Regions from separate parts of the Homo sapiens genome. Here region 2 is linked to region 1. A link is a loop called in an ENCODE intact Hi-C map of the cell type or tissue named here. Cell type or tissue: mammary epithelial cell. All regions are shown on one strand. Links, peaks and the distances in the headings refer to the core of each region. The heading gives the core; the rest is flanking DNA.

Evidence for each region. A loop is a pair of places that touch in the nucleus more often than their neighbours do. Peaks named below come from ENCODE experiments on the same cell type or tissue, not always from the same donor. Only the 100,000 strongest peaks of a DNase experiment are listed, where the experiment ranks them.
Region 2: it touches region 1 in a loop (6-fold over the local background); 2 of 110 quality-filtered maps call a loop at or near these places.

What each region holds. Positions count from the first base shown.
Region 1 is chr5:1,800,153-1,802,911 of GRCh38, reverse strand. It overlaps NDUFS6 (NADH:ubiquinone oxidoreductase subunit S6), which reads right to left and starts at 1,505. Exons shown (of 4, transcript NM_004553.6): 1 at 1,363-1,505; 2 at 538-591. The coding sequence starts at 1,494. It also overlaps a transcript of MRPL36 not described here. RefSeq lists enhancers at 1,126-1,265, 709-1,696, 1,876-2,005, 2,066-2,115. In mammary epithelial cell, for the core only: a CTCF peak has its summit at 1,221; no DNase peak of the experiment used is centred there; H3K4me3 peaks cover 2,162 bases; H3K27ac peaks cover 1,862 bases.
Region 2 is chr5:2,753,404-2,756,421 of GRCh38, reverse strand. IRX2-DT (IRX2 divergent transcript) reads right to left here. Exons shown (of 4, transcript NR_122126.2): 4 at 1-1,393. Among named protein-coding and RNA genes, the nearest start is that of IRX2-DT, 3.0 kb to the right of the region's middle. In mammary epithelial cell, for the core only: a CTCF peak has its summit at 1,169; no DNase peak of the experiment used is centred there; H3K4me3 peaks cover 736 bases; H3K27ac peaks cover 2,001 bases.

The DNA of each region.
Region 1 (2,759 bases), core at 260-2,759:
TGATTTAGGCAGAAGGATTCTAATTTCAACATTCTTTCTCCAGTGGTCACTCACAGGCACCTGAACTGATCTTCCCTTACAATGCATAGAGCTAACAGACCCACTAAGGGAAGAAAAACTCATGTGCCATTTTCAGCTTGTCAGTGTAAGTCCCTGTAAAAAACACACACTAATTTATTTGGTGAAAACTATAAAAAACACACCTCCAGGTGGTTAAAAGAATAATTTTTTTAAAGTTGATATGATTTACTTAAATCTGAGAGTCTCAGGAGAATAAGGGACAAGAATTTTAAAAAAGATCACTTCCATTTATATGCAAACCAGAACTACGGCTACAATGTTATGTATTTCAGGGGGAAACAAGTCAGAAATAGACACAATTAAGATTTTAAGAAAGGAAGAACCCCATCCAGAACTGTTAGGGTGCTTGCAATATGGGGAAAATTTATTTAAATCTTATATATTAATTTTTATTTCTTGTTGGTTACATAAAAGTTTTAGGAAAGCTTACCTCTCTTCACTAGATTTTTTACTCACCTCTTTCTGACGACCTACAAACCGAATTCTCCTGTAGTCTTTATCATCATAAACCTGGAAAAAAACAAAAAGACCATGTGTGACTTTTACGGCCTAATTCTGAAAGTCACTTCATATCAATCATAAATATTACAGGAAAGTGTTTTTCTTAACTTTTAGGCCATTGATGAAAAGTCAAACAAGTGCACAGTACTCGGTGTAATCAGGGGCATTTTTAGCGAGATACCTGGGATGAAAACGGGTGGTCACCTGGATCAGAGAGCAGCACAGAGACATAGCCCGGGAAGGTGGAGCTAAGGAGGAGAGACAAATCCTGACCGAGGAGAACCGCCCCCAACCTTCTTTGGCATATGGCCTGAGAGCTTTACTATCCCCCCATTAAATCTACTAGGGCACATTCCAGTATACACAGGTACCTTTGTTCTTCATTTTGGCTTAGGGCTTTTTTGTGCCTTGGACTACAACCGACTTCTCAGGTTACTAAAATTTATTATTGAATATTACACAAATTCTAAACGTTCTGACCCAAATAATCGGCTGCCACAAATCGCCTATGGGCAGCCAGTCCACAGCAAGTGCTGCCCGCTGGGGAGACTTCCCGTTCCAGAGCCCGCAGGCCCTGGAAGGACGAGACCCACCGCTACAGGCTGCCACCACCGTCCCGACTCGCGGGCGTCCTCCCCGGCGCGTGAGCGACAGCACAACCTTACCACGACCTGCGCTGCCGGCGCAGAACCAGGGCCGCGGATGCCCGGCGAGCCCACTGCCACCAGTCGCCCGAGGTGCGGCTGGAGGAAGGTGCATCCTGTACCCAGCGGCCGTTACCTGGCCAGTGTGCGTGACCTTCTCCCCGGTCGGCGAGACCCGCACCCCGAAACACCTGGCGCCCAGGGGCAGGCTCCGCGCCGCCTCGCCACACCGGTTCAGCAGCCGGCAGAAGGTCATCGCCGCCGCCATTTTGCGCCGCTGGCCTTTGACCCGGCGCAACGTCCCGCTTAGCGCTAACGCATGCGCACGGCTTCTGGCGGCGCCAAACACCCGGTATTTATTTCGCCCTGGGGGCGGGGAGCGCGGGTCGGGGCAGAGGGTGCGCCGGAGCTGCTCTCTGATTCAGGTGGTCACCCGTTTTCATCCCAGGTATCTCGCTAAAAATGCCCCTGATTACACCGAGTACTGTGCGCTTGTTTGACTTTTCATCAATGGCCTAAAAGTTAAGCGGCCCCGTTGCGCCGGCAGGTGCAGCCTCATGCAGTTGCAGCCGCAGGCTAGAGCTAGGGCCCTGATGAGGCAGGCAATGGTGTGCGAAACCTTCAGCGATTAGGAGTACCCAGTGGTTCTTATTTAGCGGACAGGCAGGGGAGGATGTAAACTGAAAATACATTGTTTATATTCTTATGGTAACCGATAATCATGAGACATTTAAATATCAAAATTATTGGGTGAAGGAGTCAACTGCTTAGCAGACGAGACTGGAAGTGCATTCTCCTCGTTCAAGGCAAGCGTTCCTGTGTGTGGTTACGGGGAGCCGCAGAGGAAACGTATATTGGGGATTTCTGCAACAAAGCCTAGTACACCGACTGATTTTACAGCATGCAAATACAGCCTCTAAAAAGGCCCGTTTTGCTTAGAGTTGACTTGGGTATAAATCCCAGCTTAAGCTCCAGCATCCAGCTTTTCTTTTGCTGTGGTCAGAGCCTGAGGACCACGTGACTCCAAGAACAAAACACTAGAGATGGATGAGTGGCGGGGAAGATGATAAAGAGGAGGAAAGGCATGAGAAACAAGAATGCACATGAAAACCTCCGGTCCCAAAGATGTCCCAGCAAACGTGGTGGTCAGAGGCAGATTTGTCCTGGAGCTGATAAACTCCAGCGGCCCGCCCGGTGTTCGCCGGGTCAGGTGGAAAAAGTGGGCGCTGCGATGAAGCGTTGGGGCCTGCAGGGAGCGCGGAGTGGACGCAGCCACGTCTGCAACTCACCCGGACACACACAAAAAGGAAGGCGAATGGAGTTACGGGTAGATACCTGAAAAGGCAGGGATAAGCGAGCTAAGGGTAGAATCTAGGTGGCAAGTATATGGGTGTTCACCGTACAGTTCTTTCCCTTTTTCTCTATGTCCGAAGTTTTTCATAATGTTGGGGAAAACAGCCGTAACCAGTTGAAACTACTGCCCGTCTCCACTCGTTTCCCGGAGCCTGTTTACATTTCTCCTGTCCACTTAAA
Region 2 (3,018 bases), core at 200-2,699, 950 kb before region 1:
AAGGGCGAAGCCAGCGCGAGATTAGGAAGGAGAGGAGGGTAGAGACGGAGTCGGCGAGATGCTGGAGAATTCAGGATTGTGGGCACCCTGAGCGGGAGAGAAACTTCAGGAAGCACGTCGGAGGCGGGGCATCTGTGGGAGGAAGGCAAATTTTGCAGAGCGCTAAAGGATGCCGGGAGGGACAAGTTAGCCATGGGGAGACCTCCCAGAAATCCGGAGCTGAAAACAGGGCAGTTAAGTAAGCAAGAGCTGGTTAGCTGAATACGAGGTCCCTAGAATGTAAATTATAAATAAGAAAGAAAGAAACGAAAGAAAAAGAAAAGAGCGCGCGCAGGGTCCCGGGTCCAGGCGCTCAGAGCAGCCCGTGCGGGGGCCCTCCCGGCCCACAGTAGCCGCCGCCCCGCGTCCCTGAAGTGGCGCCCGCGTGGCTACTCGGGGATCTCCCAGGCCTCGGGGGCCCATTTGAAAACCTCGAGAGGCCTTGCACATCCTGCCAGGACTGGAGCTGCGGGGACCTTTCAGTCTTCCACGGATGCTCCTCTGCACGTGTTTTCCAGGAAAACATTTAGGCCTCGGAAGCGTCTTTGAGAGCCTAGAAATGCCGGTTGAGCGTGAAATCCAGTCCAACCTACTCACAGAGTACTAGACCTAGAAACGACGTTTGAAAGAGATGTGGGTTCCATGTTGACTTAAATTTTGTTCCATTTATAACAACGCTTTTGTTTTCAAAGAAAAGAAAAATTTCTTAGCCAAACTTCTCATGTCCCCGGCCCCCTGTTCCTGCCTCGCTCTCTCCCTCGACAAACGCGGGGAGCCCTGGAACGGGAGGGCCGGTGACCGCGAATACGGTAGCGATGTGATTTGATGCACTGAAACTACTTACATTTCCAATGTTACTTCATTAAAGGAAACCCACATAAAAGCGTCTGTTTCATCTTAATTGCCAAAAAAGTTTGCCACACCCCCGAACGGTAACTGTTTCCCCGCCAGACACCGAAAGCTCATAAGGAACCACAATGAGAAAGGATCAGGAGTCGCTTAGGTTTTATTGAAATGCCTCGATGCCGTTTTTTCTTCTTCCCCGAATTAAGCCGCCGGGGGAGGAGGTGGGTCGCGCCCACCGTTGCCGGGACTCGGGCCGGCAGACACGGGCCACAGCGCCCCCTCGCCGCCCGCGCGCACGACTCCTGGCCTGCGTCGCCTCCTTCCGTCCCCGCGACACGGAGGACGGCGCCGCGCCCGGCGAGCGCCCCGGCCTTCTCAGTCGGCCGCGTCCCCGGGGAGACCCCGAGCCCGAGCCTCCGGGGCCGGCTGTTCCTCGCGCTCGGCCTCGCAGGAAATCCCCGCTCGCTGAAACTTGCGTGTCCACGTAGACTCGTTCTAAATTCTTTGGCTGTTGCAGGGACAATAAAGAAAAATAGAAACAGTGTTAATTTTTTCCCCACCTCCTAGGGCACACCTAGGAAAGGGGGCAGGGCCCACCAGGAACCTGAAACTGCCCCCATCGCCTGGGTTATTGTGACCAGGGGTCGCGTTTGCAAAGCAGTTACTGGGTTTTCCCTGCGTGCCTGCTCATTCCCTCCCTCCTGCTCGGACGGCAACTGAAAAGCCTCAGAAGCCAAGTGCCGGGCTCTCCCCAGCGACCCCACAGGCCTGAGCACCCCGCCTCGCCCTTGAGCAAAACATCCCAGGCCCTCCTCTTCGGGAGCCGCGGCCTTGCAGCCCTCGTGGCCCCGAGACGGAGTCTGGGCTGAGCCCGCCACCCTCTCAGGCAGCCTCGCCGGGACCGCCGCGCCAAGACTCCACGCTGGCAGCATGTTTTCTCATGATTGATTTTTTTTTTTTTTAAGAAGAAGACCAAGCCAACTTTAACTTAAGAAGAAGGAATGTGATTTTTTTCTTTAATATCAGAGAGCTTTAAAGCAAAACGTAGTTTATATATTTCAATAACAATGACGAGTGTTAAGTTTTTAATGTCCCTGCGTAGGCATTTTAATTTGCTACAGTCACTACCAATAAAAACGGCATGTAGTAAGAGTCGACTGTTTAATAGTGCAAGGTAGACGGTTTTTATTAGTAACAGGCAGCAGCGGTATGGAACATATAGATTTCAGTGGAGGAGTATAATTGCTAAGGGGAAAATACACACAGGACGGGAAGAGGCCATCTTCAAACTCCCAACACTGAGCTAAAGAGGGGGAAGGGCAGGCGGCGTTTCTGGAGATGCACCCTGGGTGAGGGGACCCTCCCCGCCACTGCACGTGTCTGGTTATATATTTAATTGATGTCAGAATCGACTGTATCCAGAGCAGACACTCCAGCTCCAAACTGAGGATGTTTGTATAATAACTGGCTGTTTTCTCTTCTGCCCCTGGCAGAGGTCCGGCGGGGGGAGGGGGGTGGGTCAAGGGAGGGGGAGGGAGGATGAGCCCCAAATGCTAATGAAACCACAGCGGGAACCGCTCTTTAGAAATGGAAATACTCCAGGCCAGTGCTCCCTGGTGATAAAAATTACACCCGATTTTTTTTTCATTTAAACTGATCTGATCGTAAAGGAACCCTAAAGGTTGCCATCTGATCTGACAGTGTTTGTGTTTGCCATCCAGCGTGTGGGCCTCTCATTTACCCCTCTTCTTGGAGGAATTCCCTCCCAGGAAGCGCAAAAATGTCGCAGACTGTCGACGGCTTGCCCAACCCGGCTGCTTTCTCTCTCTCTCTGTTTTTCAGCTCTATAGTAATTGATTAAAAATATCTGTCCTGGACTGAATTAGGATGTCCCATGTGGAGTCGCAACAAGGTTGAAACCCCCCGCTGGGTCGTTGCAGGGGGCCCAGCCTGTGGGAACGGGGTGTCTGTGGGTGGAGGGAGAGGTGGTCGTGGGTGTGTGTGCGTGTGCGTGTGTTGAGATGGCCTGAAGAGGATGTGTGCAGGATGGGGGTGTGGTTTGTAGGAAGAGTGGTGGGGGAGCAGTGTGGGCGAAGGGGTGGGTGGGATAACTGGTAGGGGGCGAGTGGCTCG